2 separate regions of the Mus musculus genome follow, and region 2 is linked to region 1. Evidence: chromatin contacts called from ENCODE Hi-C data. All regions are on one chromosome and are shown on one strand. The core of a region is the stretch at or near the end of the contact, and the rest is flanking DNA. Distances in the headings are between cores, read along the strand shown. Region 1 holds the start of Cep55 (centrosomal protein 55). Region 2 has its middle 120 kb from the start of Cyp26a1.

Region 1 (6,468 bases), core at 2,117-4,616:
CCTGACCTCTGCAGGTGCCAGGCATGCATATGATGTGCACACATACATGTTGGCAAAACACTCATACACAAAAAATAAATCTTTTAAAAGTGAGGGGAAAAAAACCAGATCATAGCACATTATATTATATAAGATACAAAACTATTAATCATGTCTTTATTTCTGAAACAACTTAATGCCTGGTAACCCCAAAACACATACTCAATTGCATTTTAAAAGAGAGATTTAGCAAGAACTAAAGTATGTCTAAAGGTCAGAAAAATCAAAGCAGGAATTTAAGATTCCAAATTCAAGATCGGCTTTCTAGACCTAAAGAGATCAGGTCAAGCGCGGGCAACGGGAAGAAGAAGACTGTAGCATCAGAAAGCCACACACACCGCTTTCTAGAGTGTATTCACCTTAAAGGATTCAAGGACCATTTACCTCCAAGAGTCTGCTTCTGCCTTTTTCGGCCATTTTTCCTTTCCCAGAGGTGATTTCATCCAGGGATGTTTTAAAGGCTGCAATTTCTCCCTTAAATTTCTCTAATGCAGTGTCTGACTTGGAGCTACTAGGCCTTGATCCCCATTTGCTTTTAATTAAATCTTTGGGACTTCTTGAAGACATCGTTGCAATGATCTGTGAAAATACAAAAAATGATTTTTAAAAATTCAACTGCTTTTGAAGTCTGAGTTTAAATTTTCATATCTCAGGCTTGGCAGAGGCCTTATAATGTACTCTGCTCTAAATAGAAGTGATTTATCCAAATCAGTGGGGTCCGGAAAGAAAATTGAGTAAGCTTTTTAGGGTGTTATTATGAATCTAAAACTCTTAGGTGGTAGATACAAGGGAAATATCTACCTTCTAGAAATATAATTTGCATACTTGTTTTTGCTGATATTTGCGAACAGATCTCTCAAGGCAGCCCAGGAGAGTCTGGAACTCACTACGTAACTTGGGTGGCACCGAACTCACAGGCCTCCTGCTTCAGCCTCCCAGGTTATAGGTTTACAGGCACCTGTAAATTAACAGAAAGTTTTGGTTTACAATCAGTGGAAGGGTCCCCAGGCCTTCCACTTTCAAGGTGATATCATACTCAAGAATAAAAACTCTAATTCTGAGTTTATAGTCATGAACTCAACGTGTGCTCTCTGCTTTAGAAGGTATGTGTAGTTGAACTCTGATGTAAGTCGCCCGAGGCCTACATGAACCGGGTATTTCTGGAAGGCAGGGTGGGGCTGAAAGAGACTTAGACTTTGAGAAAAGAATGATGAAGCCAAGACAAGTAGGCGACATGCAGGATAGGATGTGTCTCCGGGATGTCTCAAGGTTCTCTCAGCAGGTAGCAGAGTCTCAGAGAAGAGCATCTGTAGTTGACATAATATAGCCATCTAAGTCGAAGGCTACACCCCAGGTGACCTCATATTCAGTGGCAGCAAAGTCTGAATCAGCCTGCTTCAAGGCTGGGGGAGGCTACAGAACTCTATCTTATTCGTTTTAGAGCGTATGGCAGGAAGAAGTGAGAAAATCCAACACAAGACATTTATAGAAAAAGAGGTGTAATTCTCAGAGATTGGGGGGGGGTGAAAGAAATGAATGGGCAAATGAAGTTAGGCCAAGTTTCACATCTGCTAATAGTACTAGATGAGAGTTTAGAAGCAAATGTAGAATACAAACTCTAGGCAGGCAGATGTGTAGTAAAATACACTGTATATATAAATAATGTAAAAAATAGCTCTCCATTAAGAGATTTAATAAAACCATTTTTCTCATATGTCCTGAGATAAAAATGAAGGCAAGGTGATCATGGAATTGAAAGGAAGATAAGACCTTCCTTCATTCAACTGTTACTACAAAGCTATGGTGATACAGGCTAATAATCCTAGCACTCAGGAAGTAGAGGCAGGATGGGCAGGAGTTCACGGCCAGCCTCATTTGCATAGACTGAAGGCAGCCTAGCTGCACAAAACTGTTTAAACAAATCACAGACTATTACTACAAAGCCTTTTTACCAGGTAACCTAATCGGGACTGGATATAAGCTGGCTAAAGCAACAGAAAGAAGAAGAAACAACATAGAGTCTCGGATGCTAGGAAGCTTTCAGAACAGTGTAGCAGGCAACAGCAATACAACAAAAGAAAAGGAGATTCACATATTCTTAAACTGTAATTAATACTAATAGTCATAAAAGCTACCACTACAAGAAAATCTACTTAGGGCGGTGAGTGTGAGGTTGTCCTGTATAAAATCAGCCTAAAAATAATAGAACTGCATAAACAAACTTGAACGAAATCTGTATTAATGCATTCAACCTGGTTTTGCCCACTATCTTGACAAATACCAAGTAAAATTGCTAGTACAATCTGCCGAGGCAAATGCACAGTTAACGTGTTTTAGGAACCTGCTACCACAAACGTTTCTCCCTGGGCTTCTGCTGACGTCAGAAGGAGGACTTAACAGTTTGAAAATACCCTCAGGACATTTGCATCCTAACTTTTGGAGAGGATTCCTAAAAACTTAGTGTTCTTGACTCTTGTCTAGGCTGACCCAGCACACACTCCTCCTCATCTCAATCCTGCTCTCACCTAGTCTTTCCTTTCCCAGTATTTTCTATTCCAATCGATCATAAAGTTCTTTTTTTTTTTTTTTTAAAGTTCTTCTACTCGGGAACGTCCCTACCCAGTCCTAGTGGAATCTCCTTCAGGATGTGCTCTCTTAAATTTAATATGGGACACAGAACTCACCATACATACACAAGCTAGCAGTCAGTACTATCTGCTCACAACATTTTCTTTTTCAATCAACAACTGTTCAAAAGAACTGTGTTTTGATTTTTTTTTGGGGGGGGGGGCATACAAGAGCTTAAAGGCAGCTGCTTGGAAATCTCTGACTCGACTGAAGGGACCTAAGTCATTCTGGTCAGGAGTCTAAAGAAGCATTTCCGTTCAGTAAATCTCCCAAATCTACGAGGGGTCAGGAAAGAGGCAGGAAAATAAAAAACTGCAAAGAGAAGCGCTTGCTAAGCAAAGGCTGACCGCACTGGAGACCTGAGAGACCTGGCTCAGGTCACTGGCCTCGCGGTAACCTCTCTGTTAAGAAAGTGATAATACCGCCAAGTTCAAAGGAGCCGAAAGGATGGCCTGCGGGCCGGCGGTCGACAGGAACGCAGCGCGGGGTCTCTCAGGGAGCCAGCATGTGTTCCAGCGATTCCAGCCAGGGGAGACGGAGTCCTGCGGCGTGATCTGCTCACCAGCGCTCCTCCCGGGAGGTCTAGTCCTGCCCAGGGGCTAACGAGCCCCGGCTGTCCTCCCCTCCCTCCCCGGCCGAGGCCGGGACCACTCACTACCTGAGACAAACACAGCGCTCGCGTCGCCGCCGCAGACCACTTATCAACCAGGACACCGCTTCCGGGAGTTTGAATCCCGCGGCTGTAGGGCGGGTCACGTCACTGCCGGCTTGGCGAAGGGCGGGGTCTGCAATCAGAGGACGGGCGGGAGAGGGCGGGGTCTGCAATCTGAGGAAAGGCGGGAGAGGGCGGGGCCTGCAATCTGAGTGAAGGCTGGAATCTGAGGATGGAGGAGAGAGGGAGGGCCCAGGAGCCTGAGGGCGGGGCAAAGGCGGAGTCTAGAGCCAGAGGAGGGGCGGGGCAAGGTCTGGAACCCGACGGCAGGCGGGGCGAAGACCGGCTCTGGAATCAGAGGGAGGGGATCGAAACTAGCCGGGCAGACGGGTAGGGGCAGAGTGGGGAAGGTAAGGGCGAGCAAGACATAGAGCCTGACGGGAGCTACAATCCGTGCCGGCCGGGTCAGAGAAGGACCTTGTGAAGATAGAGGGTGTCTGTGGAAACGTGGTGTGAAATGAGGCGGGTGTGATGGTGTGGGTGTGGGTGTGGGTGTGCGGGAGTGTGGGCGTGGTGGAGGCGGAGCCAAGGACAGAGTCGGAGGACCAGTTCAATCTGGGCCTGCTTGCTTTTCTCTGTGTGTTCGGACCCTGCTGTTATCCATAGGACAAGCTCTGTGACCCTCGCCTGGGACTGACTGGTCTATGTTCTTTGGGAACCAATTTCTCTTTGTGAGGTAGAGCACAACCTCCTAGTCTTCCGGGCGGGCCACTCATTTACCCTGTCAAACTCAGGGGCGGAGCAATGGGGAACGAAGCTGTAGGGAGCTGATAAACTCCCAGTTTGAAAACCGAGATTGTGAGCCCCAGCAGCGATTCCAGATTGCTGCCCTACAGGCAGATGTGTCTTTATTGGTCTTTATCGGTCACATCAGGGTCTTGATTAGCGTCTTGAGAACTTGAAGCAAACAATTGCTTATGGCGTGTCGTTCTTAGACTTAGCCTAGGCATACCAGAAGTTTACAGCGAAAAAAATCAGTAGCAAAGCATCCTATGAAGGTAATGTATGTAGTACAAGGGTTAAAATCCTGAATGCCTCTTAATAGATGTGTGGCCTTGAGAACATTTCACTTCCTTGAGCCTCAGTTTCCTGATCTATACCAGGATGCAGATAACCATCTGGTAGTGTGGCTGCGAGGGCTAGAGTTTAACAAATGTAGTTAGGCACTGTTAAGTAAAAGACAACAAATCCATTTGTTACTGAATCTAGTGGATGAGAAACCATGTAAGGAATTTCAGTTTGTTTTATTTGTTTAAAGCAGGAAGATGGCAATCCAAGATACTGGAATTCTCTATTTACACAGTCCTCCCGCCTGAAGTATGAACGGAGAAACAGATGGAGAAAGGAATAGTCTTATTAACCACAAGGTGGCACACTAGAAGGCGGCAAGCAGGCTTTTGCGTTTCAATGTCCATCTTTCCCTTTTGCCCTGTTTTTCAGGGCATGTGGGTGTTTTTTGGGGTATGTGGGCCCCAAACAGGTGGAGCCTGGGTGACCCCGTGTTCCAAAGAGCAGCCTGTTCTGGTGTCCTGGTTCTGCACATCTTACCTTCTTTATGTAGAGCCGTGAGGTGTTCAGTTCAACACTTTTGTGTTGATTAAAATTAAAATGTCTGGTTATTGCTGAGGTCAGCTTTTCTGGCAAGCATCAACTCCAGGAAATTGACCTCTCATAACCTGAGACAAGGGAGGAAGGGGAGGGACTATGTTTTTAGCTAACTTCAATGAGCAGGTGTTCGACAAAAGGTAAATTTCAGTGGGCAGCTAATTCTGGAGAGTGCAGTATGGAATATGCAGAAATGGGGGTATTATGCATGTTTTTATTCCCAAGAAGCAGTTTTGGCTTTCTTCTTATTTGTGTGTTAAAGTGTCATATGGGAGTGATTAGGGGTGGGAGAAAGTTTGTCAACATGAAGTCAGGATGTGAATATTCACTGCCCAGACTATATAAGAAGCAAAATTGGAATCAAGTAGGAGGATCTTATATGCATGCACGATCTCCAACACACACACACACACACACACACACACACACACACACACACACACACACACACACACCAGGGGCAGGGGAGGGTTCCTTAAATAGTAGAGCACAGAGGAAGGGTAGGGAAGTTCACTGCAGTTCTACATCTGCCCTCCAGAACCTTGGTTCTTGTGGAAGCTGCAATGAATAAGGACTAGTAAGGGAGAGGCATAGCCAGGAGGTTCACTGGGAGGCTTGGATTATTTGTAAAAGCCAATGTTGGATCTAGACGTCAGTGTTTGCTCTTTATAGACAGGCACAGTCGTGAAGCTTCAAGCTGCTAGCTGTTTCGATAGCATCTCATGGAGATCTCATTGTCCAGGTGATACTGACAGTTCACTCAGGGATATTCTAGGGTGAGGATTCAAGACTCGTCTTTATTCATGTAAGGAGAAAAACGGGAATGTCTTTATCTTAGCAGGAGAGCTCATTTTCTCCTTAGGAAACAGTGTCAATGGTTTTTAGACTTACTAATTGGAAACCAGGAGGCTGGTGTGATCTAAAGAGTTCTAGCTTCCAAGGGGCCTTTCATGAGTCCACAGGACCCTGCCTGCTAATAGACCTGCATGGCTAATAGAACATTCTGCCATGACGGAAAACTTCCTCTGTTCTGTCCAGTATGGCAGCGCTGGCCACATTTGACTGATGTCTGCTTGAACTGTGGCTGCTGTGAGTGAGAAACTGAGCTCTAAGTTGTACTTAATTTTGCTTTTGAACAGACAGCTAGTTCTGTTAGTAGAAAAACTGTAAGTATATTTGAAAAACTTGGGTAGAGGAGCTCTTGAGAGGGTTCAGTTAGTAAAGGCTCAGGCCACCAAGTCTGACTGACTGAGTTTGACTCTCAGGATCTGCATAGTAGAAAAGAGTACTGACTCCTTAAGTTGTCCCTTAAAACACACACATGCACACACACACACACATACACACTCACTGAATAAATGTGATTTAAAAGGCATACACATATCCTTTGGGTTCTAAAGACTACAACATCTAAATATAGATCAAACACTTCTGATGAAGACTTTGTGTTCAAGTTGAGATCTAATATGCTTTGTATTCTTACA
Region 2 (6,468 bases), core at 1,919-4,418, 240 kb after region 1:
TCTATGTTTGGTATATACCACCAAAATCTGTGCTTCGTGTCCTTTTAAAAGTTATAACGCCAATTCCTCTCCTTTAAAAGTTTATAATATGTTAATAGCATGTTGCCAGTACCTATGTTTCCCTTGCTGTCGCAGAGATGTTCATTTGAGTCAGGGTACAAATTGTACCCACACGTTAGACCACCTAATGTTTCTTAAACTTCTTCTCATCCATAGCTCTTCCCTCTGTGTCTTCTTTCTCCTGGCAGTGTGTTTGTTTAGGACACAGAGTCCTTTGTCCTCTTGATGTTTCATCTCTGTCTTGCTGAGGCCATCCCTACGGTTTTCCCAGTATGCTCTGCTGACCTGCAGGCATTGTGTAGGTTTATAGTCTTGCAGGCATAGTCCAGCTCTGATTTGATTTGGAACCCAAACTGCATTATGAGTAGTATGAAGGATTTCCATTTGGGAGACACGGGTCTGCATCATTTCTCCTTCTGAGAAGGGAGCAGCCTTTGAGGAGCATAGCTCAGATCCTTGTGGTTTGTCAGGGACTACACAGACTGATGATCTAAATTTATCACTACTTTCCATGTATTAGCTGGGATTTCCTGTAGAGAAAGATTTACCTTCATCACAAGATACAATTTACACAGGAAAAACAAGATGAACGTGTAAGGTGTTCTCTCTCTCTCTCTCTCTCTCTCTCTCTCTCTCTCTCTCTCTCTCTCCTTTATGGCCAACTTTCAAAATAAAGAGCCAGGACTGGGGCTTAGCTCAGTGGTAGACCAGTTGTCTCACATGTGGGTCCTTAGCTTGACCTTCAAAACCACAGAAAATGAACAGATAGATAGATAGATAGATAAATAGATAGATAGATCGATCGATCGATCCCTGGCATAATTCAAAGTTGACTAGTGAATTTTGTTGCTTTGTTCTGTAACACTAGCAGCATTTAATATATTATCTGTATATTAAACCATACATATAAATTGACTTTGTCCAATTAGTAAGTTGGTAAGTTAATTTATGCTCAAACGGCTCTTAAAGCAGCACTGTATTACTTAATTCCTAAAGGCTTGGTAAACTTTTTCATGTAAAACTATTTGAGCCAAGGTGTTTTCTTGTGGGGAACTCTATTTTCTCCCACTAATTGGTCTGTCATTTTAGGTAGGCTATATTATTCTAGAAAATTATCCGTTTCATCTAAATTTTCAAATACTTTGTGTAGCGCTGAGAAAAACAGTTTCTTGTGTTTGCTCTTCAAGTTTCCTCAGCTTTGATAGTCACTTGCTGCATACCAAGGGGCCAGGATTTCTAACTTTAGAGGTTTGTGCTCTGTCCCCCTTCTTGTGACCATTTTAGCAGTGGTTTGTATATTTTATTCATTATTTCAGCCTTGGGTTTATTCATTCATCCTGTAAATTCATTCATTTCTATTTTCATCTTCATTAATCCCTTCCTTCTAGACTATTTTGCATTACTCTGCTGTTCTTGTATCTTGAATGAGATGTTTGATCTGTTTAACTTTACATTTAGCGATACTGCTCTCTTTTAATGTTAGTCACTGCCCTCTACTAACTACTTTAGCTGAATATATAGATTGTTATTTGTATTTCTGTTATTACTTCTCCAAACCTCTGTATTTCCAACTTGTACATCTAGAAGATGCTTAACATTATTTTTCCCCCATGGCTGAGAAGATGCCTCAGTGGGTAACACAGGTTGCTCTATCAACATGAGAATCTGAGTTCAAATCCCCAGCCTCCACAAAGCCAGGTGTGGCTGTGTATGTCTGTAACCTAGCATTGGGGCACTGACATAAATAGATTCTGAGAGCTCACTGGCAGGCCAGTGTAGCTGGAGAACAGTGAGTTTTGGGTTCAGTGACATACCCTCTCTCAGGGCAGAAAGATGCTCTCCAGCCTCTGCCTGCATGTGCACATGTGTCTCTCAGGCCTCTGCACGCATGGGTACACAGGTATGTGATACTCTCCAGCCTCTGCACGAATGTGCACATGTGTCTCTCTGGCCTCTGCATGCATGGGTACACAGGTATGTGCACCCAAACATGTATGGTCACAGCCCTGTCTTATCAGAAATCAAGATGGAAAGCTGAGTTTTTGAACTTTAATTTGCATTTATGTTAAGATCTTTGCCTGTTGTCTATTTTTACTCTCTCAGGAGCTCTGCCTTCAGAGTAGCCTCTTTGGTACTCAGATGGATTTTGCTCTCAGCCAGACTGGAAATTTTCCTTTCCTTTCCTTTCCTTTTCCTTTTCCTTTTCCTTTTCCTTTTCCTTTTCCTTTTCCTTTCCCTTTCCCTTTCCCTTTCCCTTTCCCTTTCCCTTTCCCTTTCCCTTTCCCTTCCCTTCCCTTTTCCCTTCCCTTCCCTTCCCTTTTCCCTTCCCTTCCCTTTTCCCTTCCCTTCCCTTTTCCCTTCCCTTCCCTTTTCCCTTCCCTTCCCTTCTTCCCTTCTTCCCTTCTTCCCTTCTTCCCTTCTTCCCTTCCCTTCCCTTCCCTTCCCTTCTTTTCTCTTTCTCTTTCTCTTTCTCTTTCTTTTTCTCTTTCTCTTTCTTTTTCTTTCCCTTTTTTTTTAGAAATGCATGTAAATTAAGGCCATTTACATTTACTGGCCTGACTGATATGTTTGACCTCAGCTCTGACATCTTATTTTATCTCCTGATTAACTTTTAATATCATTTTTATCCCCAAAGATCCCCCTTGCAGCCTTGTAATCCCCTTCCCTGGGCAGAGTTCCACGCAGGTCTCTCCAGTTTTCACCATTCTTCATGCTGGTGTTGGTGCTATTTTTGAGTTCTCACCGATCATGTATCATAAAGCCTAGAAGCCTTGGGCTGTTAAATCACTTAAGAGTTGAAGCTCATCGACCGGCCTCGGGTGAACATCAGGAATGAAGAGGCTGTGTAGAGAGGCTCAGCCAGGCCTGCTTGACATAGGAATGAACTCAGAGTTTGAAAATTAAGAGACAAAGGGTGTTAGAAGCGGGAGCAGTTTCTGGGAGCATTTCCCCTTACTTAATGAACTACTAGATTTGTGGCTGCCCGGTCTGGCGGGTACATCTTTCAGCCTTGCGGACCCAGAGGTGTCACGGGCTCACTCTGCTGGATCCCCGCTGCCCTTTCTGTGAACTGTGACACTTCCTGTCACCCGTTTATTTTCACTTCTCCCCTGGCAGCTGTCCACAGCAATTGGCATGCATTCGAAATCATTTGCTACTTACTTGAGAACTCACAGGACGGGAAAAGGAGAGGAAAGAACCCATTCCCGGGATCACCGCACCACCATGGATTCAAAAGGAAAGTCAACACTACAGAAAACTCATTTCCACCTCTCTCTCTCTCTCTCTCTCTCTCTCTCTCTCTCTCTCTCTCACAGAGACTAAGGATTAAGAGAGACTGCAAAACAAACTATAGGAGGAAAAGGAAAGTTAGTGCCTGTGGGGGGTGGCGTGTGCCAACTGCAATCCCTCTACACCCCCAGCCCCCTGCAAAGTAGTTTGCAAGAATTGAGCCTCAGCCCATTGTCACCCTGCCTGTTACATCTGCTCTGAAATTCAGCCCCTGACTCACGGGCCACAGACAGCACTTGCTTGGGGGGTCTCGGGGAACTTTGATTTGCTTTTAGATGCATGGATCTTGTTGCTGGTAAACACAAAATACAGATGTTTGATAAGGGGAGAAAAACCCTCAGAGGAAGGCAATATGATCCTGGTGGAGACTTTGGTTCACACTATTTTGCATTCAAATGGTTAGTGCTGACACCCTGTGGACTCTCTTTTCCCGGTTTCCCCACCTAACCACTTGGAAATAGAATATCACACAGGGGTTTTAAAGTCAGTGGTCTTCAAACTGTGGGTGCACGGCCAGCATCACCACTGGTTGGGGTATCATTCCTGCATAGCATCAGGCCTGTACAGATACTATGCTAAGGCTTGAATATGAGCTGTTTCTTCTGAGACTCACACTGAGTTTGGTTTTCCCCCTTCCCTCTCTGCTGTCTTCTCTCCTGTCTCCTTGCTCCCTCTTTCCTTCCTTCCCTTCCTCTTTTCTCTGTGGAGTGTGATATACTAGGCAACTGTTCTGCCACAAGCCTCATCCCCATCCCTGTTCCTTCATACTGATACTTGATTGCACTTGGGGAGTATTCAAATGTGAGGGCTTTTATGCCCTTCTTGCTAGTTCTCACAGAAGTCTCCCTCTTTTGTGTGTAACCCTGCTGAGATTAATTAACGTTCTTTGCATGAACTTGGTTGGGAGGTTGTTTACAGGAGCAAGGGCGACATGTCACTGACTGAATCACTGAAGGAATGGACAGCCCTTCTCCCAGCTAGGAAGGTTTCTAGCCTTCAGTGAAGCTTGGCTTATATAGTAAGAATTCCTTGACAAGTCAAAAACCTACCCTTGCTTAGTTTGACCGGAAGTACTTTCCCTACCTTTGCTTAGTTTGACCGGAAGTACTTTCCCTACCTTTGCTTAGTTTGACCGGAAGTACTTTCCGTGGGTATAGGGGAGGCATATAGTGCCCCTACCTAAAGACAGGTAATTAAACAAAAACCCCAGTGCCTGGTGTGGGATACAGCTTCATAAATTGTTGGTCACAGGTGCCCTTGAGATCCTTTAAACAGTACAAGATATTGTCATTGCTCTTGGTGGCCCACCGACACTCAGTAGTAAGACCCTATTGCTGACAAGGAATATACTTTGGTCCCAGGACATGGAGAAACTTAGCTGGAACCAAGCTAGAAGCATCCTCCTGCTGGCTAACTTTCCTGGTGCCAGAAGGTGGTAGGTAGGCTGCTGAGGGAGAAAAGTTATCAACAGTCTTACACAGCTGTGAACTACAATCATTCTTGGCCCAGCAAGATTTGCCCATTGGTGGAATAGTAGCTAAAGGTTATGGAGGAAACCAGCTGTGTTTTGATTGGATTCCAGGACCGCCCCACAGTCCTCACGCCTAGTACTGCAAATCTGATCAAGTGCTGGTAGCTGAGGAGATTAGAGGCATGAGAAGGGAATCTATTACTAACACTTTGCAAAATGGTTGCATGGGTATAATGCCATCTCTTTATACATATTTATATCACTACACATCCACTGCTCTCAGCCAGCATCAGAGTAGCTTCATATTGCATGCAGCAGGGATCCAGCTGTTAACGCAGAGACTCCTCACAAGTAGTCAAATGTCTGAGGACATTTAAGGGACAGTGGAGTATTTGATCCTAAATAAACCAAGTATATTACACCTTGCAAGAGCTAAGAAGCATCAAGGAAGGAAAAACAGAAAGAACAAAAGAACTAGGAGAAAAGGATGCTTATGTGAAGAGATGTCTTCTGGGCATAACATGGATATTGCATGGGTACACACAAGACCTGCATAAGGTTGGGCTCATCAACATTTCATTCTGGGAAGAGAAAGGGTTCATGAAGCCCTACGCCTCTCTGAGGGACTGTTGACAGTTAATGGTATCTTGGGGAAGGGGTATTTGTTTCTTCCATGTTGCCCATGTTCCAGTAAATAACCTTTGACCCATGCCCAGGTAAGCAACCCTGATTAAGTTTAATGGGAAACACAGAAATAAAGACGCAACAGTAGGAAGGAGACTTGTTGGAAAGAAGGGCTCAGGGGGAAGAGGGGACACAAGGAAAGGCAAAATGACTTAGAATTTCATTGTAGAAAATGTATGGAGTGGCCAAAGATTTAAAAAACCGTAATTACAAAAATTCAAATTTATATGGGGGCAGGGAGATAGCTCAGCATGTAAAATGCCTGTTGTGTAATCAAGAGATGTGGGGTTTGGCACCTCAGCACCCAAGTGAGGAGCCGGGTACAGCAATACATGCCTGCAGCCCCAGTGTTGGGGTGTGTGTGGAGACAGGAGGAGCTCTACAGCTCAGTGAAGAGCAGGCCTAGCTAAACCAACCAGCTCCAGGTTCAGTGAGAAACTCTATCTCAGAACTTAAGGGGGTGGGGTCTAGAGAGTGCCAGCTGCTCTTCCAGAGCACCTGAGTTCAATTCCCAGCACCCACATTGCGGAGCTCACAACTACCTGTCAATCCCAGCTCCAGAGGGGTCAACTGTCTCTGGCCCTGTGGACACCTGCACTCATGTGCACATATCCAAATGCAGACACACACACTCATAACTCAAAACAACAAATCACTAAAAACAAACAAGAAGATGGATTTGAGGAATCAGGGTGTGTGCCTTTAATCCCAGCACTCAGGAGACAGAGTTAGGAACATTACCGCAATTTCAAGACCAGCCTAGTCGACATAGTAAATTCCAGGCCAGCCAGGGGCTACACAGTGTGACCTCGTCTGAAAAGTTAGTTAATTCATTAATTAACTGTTAATTAAGAAAAGTGAAAAGTGATCAAGGATGCTATCAGAAGTGGCTTTGGCCTCCACAGCACATGCATACCCACCCACACACAGGGAGTACAAATGTGTCAATAATTTGCCTCCTA

What was found. A loop is a pair of places that touch in the nucleus more often than their neighbours do.
Region 2: a loop to region 1 is called in a map of v-Abl transformed pro-B cells, with 2.5 times the contacts of the local background. The contact joins the enhancer-like site here to the promoter of Cep55 in region 1. A Hi-C loop is called at or near these places in 1 of 37 maps with a recorded cell type or tissue (v-Abl transformed pro-B cells).

The regions. Positions count from the first base shown.
Region 1 is chr19:38,051,939-38,058,406 of GRCm38, reverse strand. It overlaps Cep55 (centrosomal protein 55), which reads right to left and starts at 3,366. Exons shown (of 10, transcript NM_001164362.2): 1 at 3,090-3,366; 2 at 841-997; 3 at 424-618. The coding sequence starts at 606.
Region 2 is chr19:37,811,300-37,817,767 of GRCm38, reverse strand. No RefSeq gene overlaps it. Among named protein-coding and RNA genes, the nearest start is that of Cyp26a1, 120 kb to the right of the region's middle. Within about 2 kb of position 3,168, at least 2 of the 3 ENCODE cell types and tissues checked have a DNase peak (open chromatin) inside an H3K27ac peak, as active enhancers do.